2 separate regions of the Homo sapiens genome follow, and region 1 is linked to region 2. A link is a loop called in an ENCODE intact Hi-C map of the cell type or tissue named here. Cell type or tissue: OCI-LY7. All regions are shown on one strand.

What was found. Hi-C counts contacts between places; a loop is a spot of excess contacts. Peaks named below come from ENCODE experiments on the same cell type or tissue, not always from the same donor. Only the 100,000 strongest peaks of a DNase experiment are listed, where the experiment ranks them.
Region 1: it touches region 2 in a loop (3-fold over the local background); 20 of 110 quality-filtered maps call a loop at or near these places.

The regions. Positions count from the first base shown.
Region 1 is chr6:29,586,331-29,594,330 of GRCh38, forward strand. It overlaps OR2H2 (olfactory receptor family 2 subfamily H member 2), which reads left to right. Exons shown (of 2, transcript NM_007160.4): 2 at 1,340-4,170. The coding sequence starts at 1,615. The coding sequence ends at 2,553. Among named protein-coding and RNA genes, the nearest start is that of OR2H2, 5.2 kb to the left of the region's middle. In OCI-LY7, CTCF peaks have their summits at 3,306 (motif pointing left) and 3,512; DNase peaks (open chromatin) are centred at 3,301 and 4,101.
Region 2 is chr6:29,014,139-29,022,138 of GRCh38, forward strand. LOC105375002 (a long non-coding RNA gene) reads right to left here. Exons shown (of 4, transcript XR_926667.3): 4 at 7,845-8,000. Among named protein-coding and RNA genes, the nearest start is that of ZNF311, 13 kb to the left of the region's middle. In OCI-LY7, CTCF peaks have their summits at 3,150 (motif pointing left) and 3,351; DNase peaks (open chromatin) are centred at 2,163, 2,773 and 3,143; H3K4me3 peaks cover 1,375 bases; H3K27ac peaks cover 901 bases.

The DNA of each region.
Region 1 (8,000 bases), 570 kb after region 2:
AAATACAAAAATTAGCTAGGCATGGTCTTGAGTGCCTGTAATCCCCGCTACTTGGGAGGCTGAGGCAGGAGAATAGCTTGAGCCCAGGAGGTGGAAGTTGCAGTGAGCAGAGATCGTGCCATTGCACTCCAGCCTGGGCTATAAAACGTGACTCTAAAAAAAAAAAAAAAAAAAAAAAATTAGAATGGTGGTGACATCTTGAGGGGTGACAAATTGAGAAAATTGAGAGATCAGGGAGGGGCACACAGAAGCTTCTAAGATACTTGAAACATTTGCTCAGTTCCTTAACCTAGTTGTTTAAATATGTAACAATATTTTGAAAATTAAAAATATATTTTAAGTGAGAAAAGAATAATGGGAAAAACAGGAAGAAGACAGAGACAATGGCAGAGAGTCCTGGCAAAAAGGGAGATGTGATAGAGCTTAATACAAGATGGGGACCCTGTAAGAGGAAGACATTCCTGCCATCCTCTGAGCTCCATGGCACGTTTGTGGTGTGGCCCACCATCTCATCTCCTCCCCTCATGGCCTTCCTAAGGTCCTGTAAGACCCTGAGTCCTTGTCTCTGACCTGCCAGAGTGGCTTCAGTCTCCCACCCCCAGCCCTCAACTGACCTTCTATGCCCCAATACATCTCTATTTTAAGGAAAAAGTCCAGTCACCTCCTCTAGGAAGCTTTCCCTGATATACCCAACCAAATTGGTCAGTCATCCTACAGAACCTTTACTCTCATTCACCCAGTACATTGGTGTTACTGGCCTTTAAATTTTGGACTCTCTTTTTGGTGGTGTCTGAAAGACTACAAGATTTAGGGAGAGTGATTCTTGGAGTCTTTCGATAATGTTCCTGTGAACCCTGGTGATTTTAACATGCTTGTGGCCACTCTTGCCTCCTACTTGTAAGCTACTCATGGCAAGGACGAAGCATGTGGACCAATTTCCACCCCTCCCTGAAAGTCAGTTGGTTCAGAAACTTAGGTTGCTAAAAAGGCCAGGGCAACCAACCTGATCTCTCTATAAGTAGGGATATCTTAAAACAAAACAAAATCTCTCTCATAGATAAAACACTGTCTCTGATAAGCTTACTTGCAAATGAAAAAATACAAAATAAATGGAATGTACAGAGTTCTATAAAATTCATTCAACCAATAGAGCAATAATTGAGCCTACAGAGACAACTTATCAGAAAATTCATTCAATATACCTTACGAGATCATCCAATAGATAAGAGACAACTCTAGAACAGCATTCAGAACATAGTGGCACTCAATAAATTTCCCCTGAATGAATGAATTAATGAATTAGTGCATATTTTAATCAGCCTCCTTTGCCCTCACCCAGGAAGTCAGAGGCACCAGTGTGAGTATCCATCTGCTGTCCAGTACATTCATGGATTCCTCACTCTCACTAGACAATGTTTGACCAGGAAGAACAGGGAATGAGAAGGAGCTGCTGGATGGTGATGAGCCTTGGAAAGGGAGGCTGGGCGAGCAGAGACAGAAGAGAAACACCTACCTGCTGTGACCTCACAAACACCCAGGCTGAGTTTTGATAAGACAGGTTGAATCACACTGGAGTGACAGCCTCATCCCTCCAGGTACAAACAAGAACAGGCCATGGTTAACCAAAGCTCCACACCGGGCTTCCTCCTTCTGGGCTTCTCTGAACACCCAGGGCTGGAAAGGACTCTCTTCGTGGTTGTCCTCACTTCCTACCTCCTAACCCTAGTGGGCAACACACTCATCATCCTGCTGTCTGCGCTGGACCCCAAGCTCCACTCTCCAATGTACTTTTTCCTCTCCAACCTCTCCTTCTTGGACCTCTGTTTCACCACGAGTTGTGTTCCCCAAATGCTGGTCAACCTCTGGGGCCCAAAGAAGACCATCAGCTTCCTGGACTGCTCTGTCCAGATCTTCATCTTCCTGTCCCTGGGGACAACTGAGTGCATCCTCTTGACAGTGATGGCTTTTGATCGCTACGTGGCTGTCTGCCAGCCCCTCCACTATGCCACCATCATCCACCCCCGCCTGTGCTGGCAGCTGGCATCTGTGGCCTGGGTCATTGGGCTAGTGGAGTCAGTGGTCCAGACACCATCCACCCTGCACCTGCCCTTCTGCCCCGATCGGCAGGTGGATGATTTTGTCTGTGAGGTCCCAGCTCTAATTCGACTCTCCTGTGAAGACACCTCCTACAATGAGATCCAGGTGGCTGTTGCCAGTGTCTTCATCTTGGTTGTGCCTCTCAGCCTCATCCTTGTCTCTTACGGAGCCATTACCTGGGCAGTGCTGAGGATTAACTCTGCAAAAGGGCGGAGGAAAGCTTTTGGGACCTGCTCCTCCCATCTCACTGTGGTCACCCTCTTCTACAGCTCAGTCATTGCTGTCTACCTCCAGCCCAAAAATCCCTATGCCCAAGAGAGGGGCAAGTTCTTTGGTCTCTTCTATGCAGTGGGCACTCCTTCACTTAACCCTCTCATATACACCCTGAGGAACAAGGAGGTAACCAGGGCATTCAGGAGATTGCTGGGGAAGGAAATGGGGCTCACACAAAGCTGAGGGAGAGCTGCTTAATGTGCTTTAAAAGAGAGGAGATTCTATGTGCTTTTATCAGAAAGTTTGAGTTCCCTGCCCCTCTGCCTTCTTCACACCCATTACATTGTGGGAATGGATGAAAGCCACATGTCTGTGTGTGTGCATGTATGTGTGCAAGAGACAGCGACTGAAATGTAGTAAAGGGAGGTATCTTTATGCGAAAAATTATAGGCATCAAGTATATTTTATATTTTTTTCTACTTTAAGTCTTCGCCTCCATAGTCATGTTCCTACCTTTATCACTTCCATTTTTAATTCCCCTCCCTTGCCATATCCCCACTATTCCTTCACCTCCAATTCTAATTCCTACCATATCTTCTTTGCTTCTCCCTCATGTTTTTCCCACTTCACTATATGTCTGTTTTGTATTCTCATTCTATTTTATTCCTCAAATAACAGCAAAAGAGAAGGGGAAGCTGAAGCCCAGCTAAGTTCGGAAACTCACCCAAGAACACACAGTGTCCACAGCATCAGAACTAAAATCCAGGCCCCATAATTTTCAGTCAGGCAACTCTCAAATACACACTGTTGCTTTCACACCATAATCAAATATCCCAGTATTTCAGGCTTGAGCCTTACAAAGGAAACTTAGCTTCTTCAGTCCTATTTCTTCTCTTACAATGCCCACAAATCGCAGGTAAAGGAGCAGCCAAAAAGACACAAAAATATCTTCATGTTTAGGCTGGCACATTGTGGACCTTGGTGTCATCTACCGGCCAAATATGGTATTGCATGTGACATCCCAGACTTCTGCTCCAGGGTCATCCGAACTGTACTTTGCTCAAAGACATAGATATGGTTATGATACTATAAGCATTTATGTAATTGTTATGTTAACCCAAGTAACACTTAAAGTACAGATGCTCCTTGACTTATAATGATGTTACCTCCCAAAAAACCTATCATATACTGAAAATATTGTAAGTTGAATATGCATTTCATACACCTAACCTACCAAACATCATAGCTTAGCCTAGCCTACCTTAAACATACTCAGAACACTTACATTAGCCTACAGTTCAGCAAAATCCTCAATACAAAGTCTATTTTATAATAAAGTTTTGAATATCTCATGTAATTTACTGAATACTGTACTAAAAGTGAAAAAACAGAATGGTTATATTGGTACTCAAAGTACGGTTTCTACTGAATGTATCTCTTTTGCATTATTATAAAGTCAAAAAATGGTCAAAGTCAGGAACCCCCTGCAATTTACACATATTGACTTATTTAACCCTTATAACAACACTATGAAGCAGATAATATTATTATCCTTTTTCAGAGGTAAAAACTAAAACACAGAATTTATGTTACCACTTGCAAATGTGCAAGACAGGATTTGAACCCAGGAAAACTGGCTCCAGACTCCTTGCTCTTAACCTTGCCTTTTGGTAAAAATAATGCCTCCCAGGCCCAGGTGAAAAGCTTCAACTTCTCAACAAGCTTTGAGGAAATCATTTCAATCTAAAACTATATCTAAATGATCCCCCAGCCGAAGGGGTTTCACTTCCTTAAAATAAGAGTTTTTCAAATACTTCAAAGCATAAGAAACAACAGAACAATAAAACTTTTGGAAAAAGTTGTGTTACAGTTCATTGTGTGTGTGTTTCTGGCTTAGTTCACCCACTAGATTTCAGGCTCTCAGAAGGCAAGGACCAGAATTTTGCATAAAATTGGCACCCAGTTTTATAAATGTATAAGTGAATGAATGAATGAATGAATGAATCTTACTCTCCAAAGAGAATATATAAAAGGTTCTGGGGTTCCAATCCCACATACGCTGTCTCCCAGCTTTTCCCTGGCAAGGGCAGCAATACCAAATTCCCTTTTGAGTACACGCCGATAAAATAAGAAAAAGGAAAATCTTAGTTTTATTTCTAGTTCCAACATAAAATGATTTTGATTCAACATTTATCCTGGCATCAGCACAGAACAGCAACATTAATTCTATTATAATCCTAATCTTTATCCTAGCCATCCTTGTGTTAATCTTATTGTCTCCTTGACCTCGTTATTAGAGCATATTCTAATCTTAATGTAGAGCCCCCATTTTATATTTAATAATCCTAATCAGTCAGGCGCAGTGGCTCACACCTATAATCCCAGCACTTTAGGAGGCCAAGGCGGGCGGATCACGAGGTCAGGAGTTCGAGACCAGCCTGACCAACATGGTGAAACCCTGTCTCTACTAAAAATACAAAAAAAAAACTAGCCTGGCGTGGTGGCGTGCTCCTGTAATCCCAGCTACTTAGGAGGCTAAGGCAGGAGAACCTGGGAGGCGGAGGTTGCAGTGAGCCGAGATCATGCCACTGCACTCCAGCCAGGGCGACACAGTGAGACTCTATCTCAAATAATCATAATCATAATCATAATCTCAGCCCTACAGGTAAGGCTAAGCTTAATTCCACTTTTCAAATCACTGTAGTAAGACCTTTTTTTCATGACCCCCTCTATCTGCTTTCTCTTACTGGCACCTAGAAATGTCTACACTTTTCTCCTGTTTATCATCTCCCTACAGCCAGAGGCTATAATGTTTGTATATAGTAAAATCGTTTCTAGACTGACTCTAGGGGAAATGCAACAGAGAATTAAATAAAGCAGTCTAAAAGAATCTGCTTTGTTGAATAAATGGTTTAACATAGGACTTAGGACTAACATCTCTTATCCTAAATTCATTGTTTCCATGTGACAGTCATCTATTGGATACTCTGTGAGAAAATCCAATATAAAGTTACTCAGTCACAACCCCCACAATGTCCAGTGAAAATAGGGATGGTCAGGCACATAGTGCCAGCATACATGACAGTTACACAACTGAATTGGAGCAAATAAGAGTCTACAGGAATACAGAATTAAAGAATAATGTGTGTGAGTGCTTGGAGCGGCAGTGATCATGGAAGCCTCTTAGAGGTTTGAACCACAGAAGAGTAAACAAAATAAGAAGTATTTGCTGACTGTGTAGAAATGAGATGATGCAAAGACCCCCTTTTTAGGGGCTTGGGGACTCCTAAGCATGGAAATAAAGCAAAATCCTGTGTTTCTTCAAGGAAAATTCCAGGCACCTAGCTGGCTCTGAGAAATAAGTAGCAACTTGAAAAGCAACAAGGTAATAGCAGCCTAAGACAATAGCCAAGGAAGTTAAGCGTTCTGAATAGGTTTGCTTTCCTCATAGAAACTAAAGATAACCTCTTAACATATGTCTCTGCGTTGTCTCTCAGAAACTCGGAACCCCACCAAATGAATCTGCTGGCATAGACCTCAGAGGACAGGAAAATGACTGAACTTTATAACCATCATCCTTTGTTCTAAGTTTCTTCCTGAGGAGCTTGGAGAAAGTAACACCTTCTAGGCAGTTAACATTTTTCTACTGGACCCCAAATTTTTAAACAAAGGTTCTCTTCCTTAACTAATTGCAAATTTGGGGTTTTTTTGTTTTTGTTTGAGACAGGCTTTTGCTCTGTTACTTAGGCCAGAATGCAGTTGCAGTCGTAGCTCACTGCAGCTTAACCACCCAGGCTCAAGCAATTCTCCTGCCTCAGCCTCTAATTAAAAAAAATTTTGTGTGTGTAGATACAGAGTCTTGTTATGTTTCGCAGGCTGGTCTCAAACTCTTGGCCTTAAGGGATCCTCTCTCCTTGGCCTCCCAAAGTGCTGGGATTACAAGCATGACCCACACCTGGCCAGAAAAATCTTTGAATCTACCTATAACCTGTAAGTCCCTGATTCAAGATATCCCACCCTTTTAGATCAAAACCAATGTGGAGGCCGGGCACGGTGGCTCACAGCTGTAATCCCAGCCCTTTGGGAAGCAATGTGGGCGGATCATGAGGTCAGATCAAGACCATCCTGGCTAACACGGTGAAACCCCATCTCTACAAAAAATACAAAAAAAAAAATTAGCCAGGCGTGGTGGTGGGTGCCTATAGTCCTAGCTACTCGGGAGGCTGAGGCAGGAGAATGGCATGATCCTGGGAGGCAGAGCTTGCAGTGAGCCAAGATCACACAGCTGCACTCCAGCCTGGGCAACCGAGCAAGACTCCATCTCAAAAAAAAATGTGGAACCTCTATGCACTGATTTCCAATGTTCCTTGTAGCTTCTGCTTTTCTGAAATTTACCCCTGCCTTTTTTTGTTTCCTGTTTTTTGAGACAGGGTCTTGCCGTGTTGTCCAGGCTGGAGTGCAGTGGCATAATCATGGCTCAGTGCAGCCTCAACCTCCTGGATTCAAGGGATCCTCTCACCTCAGCCTTCTGAGTGGCTGGGAGTACAGGCATATGCCACCATATTTGGCTAATTTTTTTATTTCTTGTAGAGTTGGGGTCTCACTTTGTTGCCCAGGCTGTTCTTGAACTCCTAGGTTCAAGTGATCTTCCTGCCTCAGCCTCTCAAAGTGCTGGGATTACAGGTGTGAGCCACTGCACACTGCCTTACCCCTGCCTTTAAAAACCCATGTTACAATAGTTAGTCAGACACGAGCAGGGCAGGAAAGGGCCTCCTTCCCCACCAGGAATGTCAGGCAACCATCAGGTGATAGGCGGTTGTTAAGCTGTCTCTCTAAAATAATCATTGGTCACAGCCTGTGCCAGGGAAAAACAGTCTCCCAATAAATAGAAAAACCTGAAACTAAGATCTCAGGAGTTGGGCAAGTGGGCTCATGCATGGGCACTAAGGGAGAAATGACAGCATTTAACTGGTTTATAACCTTATAGGAACACTCCCTGGTAAGGGAAGAATGCCTCAAGTCAGCATGCATACTACTCCAGTAAACATACCGTGCATGCAGCCCCTCCCAAGCACTAGCAGGCCACTGTACATGCAGACAGCCCACCCCAAGGGAAGATTCAGGGGAGAAGGGACCCTGGAACCCTGCCAACATATAAAACCCTAAGTCAAGGTCAAAACCACGCACTTGATCTCTCAAGTTGCCTGCTTGGCCCCCTTCCAAGTTGGCTTTACTTTATTTTGTTCCTGCTGTAAAGCTTTTTAATAAACTTTTACTCCTGTTCTAAAATTTGCTTCGGTCTCTTACTCTGCTTTATGCCCCTCAGTCAGATTCTTTCTTCTGAGGAGGCAAAAATTGAGGTTGCTGCAGACCTGTACAGATTCGCAGCTGCTAACATATTTTCATGCCATGTAACTCTGATACATTCTGCCGCTAATACCCTTGCCTGCAAGACATCAGGGAGGCCAGGACTTGAGTGTTTAGCTGCCTGGTCCTCCCTGCGTAGTGTCCTGCAACAAATGCCTTTCTTTCTATTGGTGCAATCCTTGGTGTAAGTATCTGGTTTTATTGCACCAGGCAAGCAGACCCCAGTTTGGTTCTATAACAGAAAAGGCTAAAGACAAAAATAAGCATGTTGTGCATTAAGATAGGGAGATGTGGGGGAAGGAGTTACACCGAGGAGCAAAATG
Region 2 (8,000 bases):
GAGCTCTATTAGTCATTTCCTCATCTCACTTATTATTCCAGTTAAACCAAGGCTGAAGGACAGAAAGATCACAAACTTATTAATCTCTGGACAAACCTAGCTCAGGGCCAGAATCAGGAGGGTGAATCTCAGGAGGCTGTAACCCAACTGATTGCAAATAGGATTTTGGAATAACAGTTTCTGAGGTGTCACAAAGAACTGTCAGCCCTTGTGTCTGTTCTCTAATAGAATTTTTACTTTCTTCTATGATCCCAAATTTCATAAACTCATACTATAACTAGGAAGTAGGCAGAAATGTCCTTTTGATGAACCAAATAATCAGAAACTTTTCTAATAATCCTCTTTGTGTATTTTTCCAGCCACAGAACTGAGTCATTCATTACCCAAAGCTAAACCCTGCCTACATGGTAACGCTTTTGTAAATGGGATTCTTTCTCTCTGACATCCCTTTTTCCTGCAGTCCCTTATACCCTCTCAATACCAGTGTGGCTCAAGGGGCCTTCAGTTCTGTCCTAATTCAGTCTCACATTCAAGCTGCACCTCCTTAGGCACCAGAATGCGAGAGAAGGTTGTTCCTTCAGGGAATATTTTCTTTTGGCAGGGCCATGTCACTGAGTCAGGCTTACTAATTATGTCCCAAGGTGGGCTCAGCCTCTGGCCCTTCAAGGAGCTTAGAGAGCTCTGGAGAGCTAAAGGACGCAATTCCACTCAGTTCCCCTAGGGACTTGTTTTGTTACGACCCTGTAGCGGTTGCCGCCAGCCTCCCGTCCCCGGACAGCGCGCCTCTTTCCTCCGCGCGGAATCTCGCCTTGCCGAGAGGTGACAGCGTGGTGCCAGGCCTCGCTCGCTCTCCGCGCCTCCTCGGCCTCGGCGCCCACTCTGGCCGCGCTCGAGGAGCCCTTCAGCTTGCCGCTGCACTGTGGGAACCCCTCTCTGGGCTGGCGAGGCCGGCTCCCTGTTTGCGGGGAGGTGTGGAGGAAGAGGCGGGAACTCTCTTGCGGGCCAGTGCGAGTTCCGGGTGGGCGCGGGTTCCGGGGGCCCCACACTCGGAGCGGCCGGCCGGCGCCACCGCTCCGGGCAGTGAGGGGTTTAGCACCCGGGCCAGCAGCTACGGAGGGGGCGCTGGGTCCCCTACCGCTGCCGGCCCACCCGCGCCGCGCTCGCGTGCTTCAGCCGCCTCCTCGCGGGGCAGGGCTTGGGACCTGCAACCTGCCATGCCCGAGAATTCGCGGTGGGCTCCTGCGCCGCCGGAGCCTCCCCGACGATTGCCGCCCCCTGCTTCACGGCTTCCCGTCCCATCCACCGCCCAAGGGCTGAGAAGTGCGGGCGCACGGCGCGCGGGACTGGCGGGCAGCTCCGCCTGCGGCCCGGGTGCAGGATCCACCAGGTGAAGCCAGCTGGACTCCTGAGTCTAGTGGCGACTTGGAGAACCTTTATGTCTAGCTAAGGGATTGTAAATATACCAATTAGCACTCTGTATCTAGCTAAACTGGTGGGGACTTGGAGAACCTTTATGTCTAGCTAAGGGATTGTAAATACAGCAATCAGCACTCTGTGTCTAGCTCAAGGTTTGTAAACAAACCAATCAGCACTCTGTGTCTAGCTAATCTGGTGGGGACTTGGAGAACCTTTATGTCTATCTAAGGGATTGTAAATACACCAGTCAGCACTCTGTGTCTAGCTCAAGGTTTGTAAATACACCAATCAGCACTCTGTGCCTAGCTCAAGGTTTGTAAATGCACCAATCAGTGCTCTGTGTCTAGCTAATCTAGTGGGGACTTCGAGAACTTTTGTGTCTAGCTCAGGGATTGTAAACACACCAATCAGCACCCTGTCAAAACGGACCAATCGGCTCTCTGTAAAATGGACCAATCAGCAGGATGTGGGTGGGGCCAGATAAGGGAATAAAAGCAGGTTACCGGAGTTGGCCATTGTAATTTGTTTTGTCCTGTTTCACATTGTGGTGGTTTTATTTTTTACTATTAGCTGCTTGGATCTGCATTTTGTTTTGTGAGGTGTAACACTGTGAGGGCCTGTAGTTTCACTCTTGAGGTCAGCGAGGCCACGAACCCACCTGGAAAAACAAACAGTTCCAGATATGCCGCCTTAAGAGCTGTAACACTCATTGTAGAGGTCTGCGGTTTCACTTCTGAAGCTAGCTAGTCGACGAACCCACCAAAAGGAACAAACTCCAAACACGTCTGACTATCAGAAGGAACAAACTCCAGACACGTTTTTTAGAACTAACACCCTGAGGGTCTGCAGCTTCATTCTAGAATCATGCCAAGAACTCACAAATTTCTGACACATTGCTTTTCCGCAGGAGGTTGCGGGAAGACGTACAAGGAAGGGTCGGGATGGTGCTTGAGGTGGTCAGAGCCACACCCAGGGCTGCATTCTCATCAGAGACACCTCTAAGTTACTGCGAAGTCGGAGACACCAGAAAGGAAGACTCCAACGTATTCCGAGAGGAGTGGAGGCAAATGGGATAGACTAGCCCTCCCGCCCGGGATCCCGCGTCTCGGGGAACGGAGACCCGGGCACACGCCACTTGCTTGCTGGGAGGTTCCTTACAAGTTACATAGAGGGGGAGCTTTTCCTGGCCAAACGTGGGTTATTCTCGTTCTCCCTTCCCCACACTGTCGCAGAGGAGGAAGACGTCTTGGTCGCCGTTAAGAGCTAAAACGAACGCCAAGGCTCTAAGTGGCCCTGGGGTCCAGGCTCGCCGGAGGCACCAGCGTGTGCAGGCCCGGAGCGCCGTCTTCTGGGCGAGGAGTGTCATTAGTAACACTTTATGTTGCGGATAGGTGAAAGAAAAACTGACGCTTCGGAGATGGGGTTGCCCAAAGAGGAAGAGAGAACAGCGATTAGGGCCTTAAACCTCACACCCGAACAAATTCGGCCGGAGTTACTGAGCGGCAGGCTCTCTGATGGAGATGGGTGCTTTCAGACTTAAGACGTGAAAACAAAGATCAGCCACTCATGAACGAACTCAAGGCTCACTGAGATGCAACTGCCATGAAGAAGTGGGTGCAGGGTGAGAGGTCTGTCTACCTCCTTAGAAGGACCACTGTGGCTTGTGCAGAGATCCGAAGTTTGTTCTCATTACAATGGGGACGGTGAGTGCTAGTAATGTGGACCATTTTTCAATAGCGCCACCTTGTGGCAGTGACAAAATGGCCGTAGTGGACTTGGGCTCAGGTGCTTTCTTGAGTGTGCAAACTGGTAAGAACTAATTTTTTGAATCAGATTTGGGGATTATTCAGGCAGAAGGGGATCCCTAAATGGAAACACTGACATTTTAATACTGCAAGTGGGGGATGATGAACAGACAAATAACAAGCAATGGGGGGCCACATTTGTGTTCAGAATTCATGGAACTTTTTTTTTTGATTTTTCTATTTCTCATTTTTTTAATGTATGTATTTTGAGGGTACATGTAATATTTTGATACATAACGTATAAAGGTCAAAGATAAGGATAATTTGTGTGTGTGTGTATATATATGTATAAACTTAAATGTCCTTTTTGCTTGGAACGTTCAAATTTTTTTCTAGTTATATCTAAATATATATCAAGCAATCTTTTAGATATTTTGAAATGTCTAACATTATTTTGAGACAGAGTCTAGCACTGTCACCCAGGCTGGAGTGCAATGGCGTGATCTCGACTCACTGCAACCGCTGCCTCCTGGGTTCAAGCGATTCTCCTGCCTCAGCCTCCCAAGTAGCTGGGATTACAGGCATACGCCATCACACCGGGCCAATTTTTATATTTTTAGTAGAGGCGGGGTTTCACCATGTTGGTCAGGCTGGTCTTGAACTCCTGACCTCGTGATCGGCCACCTCTGCCTCCCAAAGTGCTGGGATTACAGGCGTGAGCCACCGCGCCCAGCCAGAAGTGTCTAATAGATTATAGTCACCCTACTGATCTATTGAACTCTGGTTGTCTTTCTTCTACCTAATTGTATACTTATACCGTTTAACCAACCTCTCTTTATCCCACGTCTTCCCTCCTCTTTCCAGGCCCTGATAACCACCATTGTACTCCCTAGCTTCATGAGATCTTCTGTTTTAGCTCCCACATAGGAGTGAGAACATGCAGTATTCATGAATCACACTCATCATGAGCGATCTTCTTGGTTGTTGAATTGGGGTTGCTAGTTATTTTGAGAATTTTTGTATCTATGTTCATCAGGGATTTTGGCCTGTAGTTTTGTTTTTGATTTGATTTCTGACACAGATTTTGCTGTATCCTTGTCTGGTTTTCACATCAGGGCAATGCTGGCCTTGTAGAATGAGTTTAGAGGAATACCCTCCTCTTCAATTTTTTTTAAAAGAGTTTGAGTAGAATTGGTATCAGTTCTCTAAATATTTGCTAGAATTCAGCAGTGAGGCCATAATGTCCTGGGCTTTTCTTTGATGAGAGACTTTATTAAGGCTTCAATTTCATTACTCATTATTGGTTTGTTAGGGTTTCTATTCATGGTTCAATCTTAGTACGTTGTATATGTTTAATAATTTATCCATTTTTTCTATGTTTTCCAATTTGTTGGTGTATAGTTGTTCATATTCTCTGATTCTTTGTATTTTTGTGGTCTGTTATATCTCTTTTTTTTTCTTTCTGATTGATTTATTTGGGTTTCTCTTTTTTAGTCTAGGGAAAGGTTTGTTAATTTTGTCTATCTTCAAAAAATCAACTTTTCATTTCATTGATCAAATGTATTTATGTTTTAGTTTCAATTTCATTTATGTCTGTTCTGATATTTATTTCTTTCTACTAATTTTGGATTTGGTTCATCCTTGCTTTTTTGAGTTCCTTGAGATCCATTTTTAGGTTGATTATTTGAAGTCTTTTCCCTTTTTTGATGTAGGTGTTTATTGCTATAAAGTTATTGTTATGCTGTATTCTGTAGGCTTCGGTATGTTGTATATCTATTTTCACTAGTTTCATGAAATTTTTAAAATTTTCTTAGCTTATTCATTGACCCATTGGTTGTAGGAGCATGTTGATTTCCATGTGTTTGTATAGTTTCCAAGGTTCCTCTTGTTGATTTCTGGTTTTATTCCATTGTGATCAGAAAAGATACTTGATATAATTTTTACTTTTTTGAATTTGCTGAGACTTCTTTTGTGACTTAAGATATGGTCTGTTCTGGAGAATGTGCCATGTGCAAGTGAAAAGAATGTGTACTCTGTAGCAGCTGGGTGAAATGTTCTATAAATGTCAGGCCTACTTGGTCTAGTGTGTAGCTTAATTCCAATGTTTCTTTATTGATTTTCTCCCTGGATAATCTGTTACTGAAAGTGAGGTGTTGAAGTCCCTACTATTATTATATTGGAGCCTATCTCTCCCTTGAGATTTATTAATGTTTGTTTTACATATTTGGATGCTCTGGTGTTGGGTGCACAGATATTTATAATTTTTAATATCCTCTTGATGAATTGACCCCTTCATCATTATATAGTGACCTTTTGTCACTTTTTACATTCCTTGACTTGTAGTCTGTTTTATCTGATATAAGTATACCTAATCCTGTTCTCTTTGATTTCCACTTGCATGGAATATCTTTTTCCATAAATTCACTTTCAACTTATGTATGTCCCTATAGGCAAGGTGGGTTCTTGTAGCACCACATAGTTGGGTCTCGTCTCTTTACCCATTTAACTTCTATACATCTTTTAATTGGAGAATTTGGTCCATTTATATTCAGTGTTATTATTGATAAGTAAGGACTTATGACTGCCATTTTGTTGCTTGTTTTCTGGTTGTTTTGTAACGTCTTTCTTCCTTTATTCTTTTGCTACTGTATTTCTTTGTGGTTAAGTTATTTTCTCTGGTAGAATGCTTTAATTCACTGCCTTCTATTTTTAGTGTATTAATTACAGATTTTTGCATTGGGGTTACCATGAGGCTTACAAAACATATCTTATAGCTACTTTGTTTTATTATTACTTATTATTCTGATACAGGGTCTCTGTCACCCAGGCTGGAGTGCAGTGGTGAGATCTTGGCTTACTGCAGCCTCTACCTTATTGAACTCAGGCAATCCTCCTACCTCAGTCTCCTGAGTAGCTGATACCATAGACACATGCCACCATAGCCAGCTAAGTTTTGTATTTTTTGTAGAGATGAGGTTTTGCCATGTTGCCCAGAGTGGTTTTGAACTCCTGAGCTCAAGTGATTAGCTAGCCTTGGCCTCCCAAAGTGCTGGGATTACAGGCATGAGCCATGGCGCGCAGCTGATATTTTACAAAGATGACAACTTAACTTTGATCACAAAGAAAAGACTAGAAACAAACAAAAAAACTTAAATAACCCCCACAAAACCCTGCCCTTTAACTCTATACCCCTACATCTTGACTTTTTGTTGTCTCGGTTTACATATTTTTATATTGTCTATCTCTTAGCAGGTCACTGTAGCAATTATTGTTTTTGATAGGTTTGTCTTTTAGATTTCATACTACAGTTATAAATGGATTGCACACCACAATTAGAGTATTAGAGTATCCTGGGTATGTCTTGTACTTAATGTTACCAGTGGTTTTTTTCCTCAAATATTTTCTTTATGCATGTTAGCATCTTTTTCTCTTAGATTGAAGGACTTCATTTGCCATTTATTTTAAGATAGGCCTGGTGGTAGTGAATTCTCAGCTTTTGTTTGTCAAGGAAAGATTTTATGTCTTCTTCATGTTTGAAGAATAGCTTTTCTGGTACATTAATCTTGGATGGCGGTTTTATTTCTTTTAGCACTTTGAAAATGCCATCCCACATCTACCTGGCCTGTATAGTTTCCATTGAGGAGTCTGTTGCCAGAATAATTGGAGCTCTTTGTATGTTATTTACTTCTTTTCTCTTGCTGCTTTTATTTTTTATTTTATTTTATTTTTTTTGAGACTGAGTTTTACTCTTGTCACCCAGGCTGGAGTGCAATGGTGCTATCTCTGCTCACTGCAACCTCTGCCTCCCGGGTTCAAGCGATTCTCCTGCCTCAGCCTCCTGAGTAGCTAGGATTACAGGCACCCACTACCATGCCCCACTAATTACTGTATTTTTAGTGGAGACAGGGTTTCACCATGTTGGCCAGGCTGATCTCGAACTCCTGACCTCAGGTGATCCACCTGCCTTGGCCTCCCAAAGTGCTGGGATTATAGGCATGAGCCATGGTGCCCAGCCAACTTTTGTAATCCTCTTTGTCCTTGACCTTTGAGAATTTGATTATTGTATGTCTTGGGGTGGTCTTATTTGGGTTGAATCTGTTTCATGTTCTCTAATCTTGTACCTAGATACTTATATATTTCTTAAGTTTGGAAAGTTTTGAGTTATTTCTTTGGATAAGCTTTCTAATTTTTGCTCTTTCTGAATTCCCTCTTGAGCACCAATCATTCTTAGATTTGTCCTTTTGAGGTACTTTTCTATATTATTTAGGTGATCTTCATTCCTTTGTATTCGTTTCCCTTTTTTCTCCTCTAACTGTATTTTCAAATAGCCTGTCTGAGTTTACTAATTCCTTCCACTGTCTGATCCATTCTGCTGTCGAGAGTCTCTAATAAATTTTTCAGTTTGACAAGTATATTTCTCAGTTCCAAGATTTTTGTTTGATTTTAAAAAATTATTTTAATCTCTTTGTTAAATTTCTCTGATAAATTTTTGAATTGCTTTTGTGTGTTATCCTTGAGTTCACTGAGTTTCTTTAAAACTGCTATTTTGAATTCTTGGTGAGAGAGCTCACATACCACTGTCTTGCCTAGGGTAAGTCATTGGTTCCTTGCTTTGTCTGTTTGGGGAAGTCATGTATATTAGTCTGTTCTCACACTGCTATACAGAAACACATGAGACTGAGTAATTTATAAAGAAAAGAGGTTTACTTAGCTCATGGTTCTGCAGGCTGTACAGAAAGCATGACAGCATCTACTTTTTTTTCGCCCTCTTGGTCTTGCCTTCTTTCTGACATCACATGGAGTCTGCAGTCCAGGTTTTCCTTGGCCCTAGTAAATGAC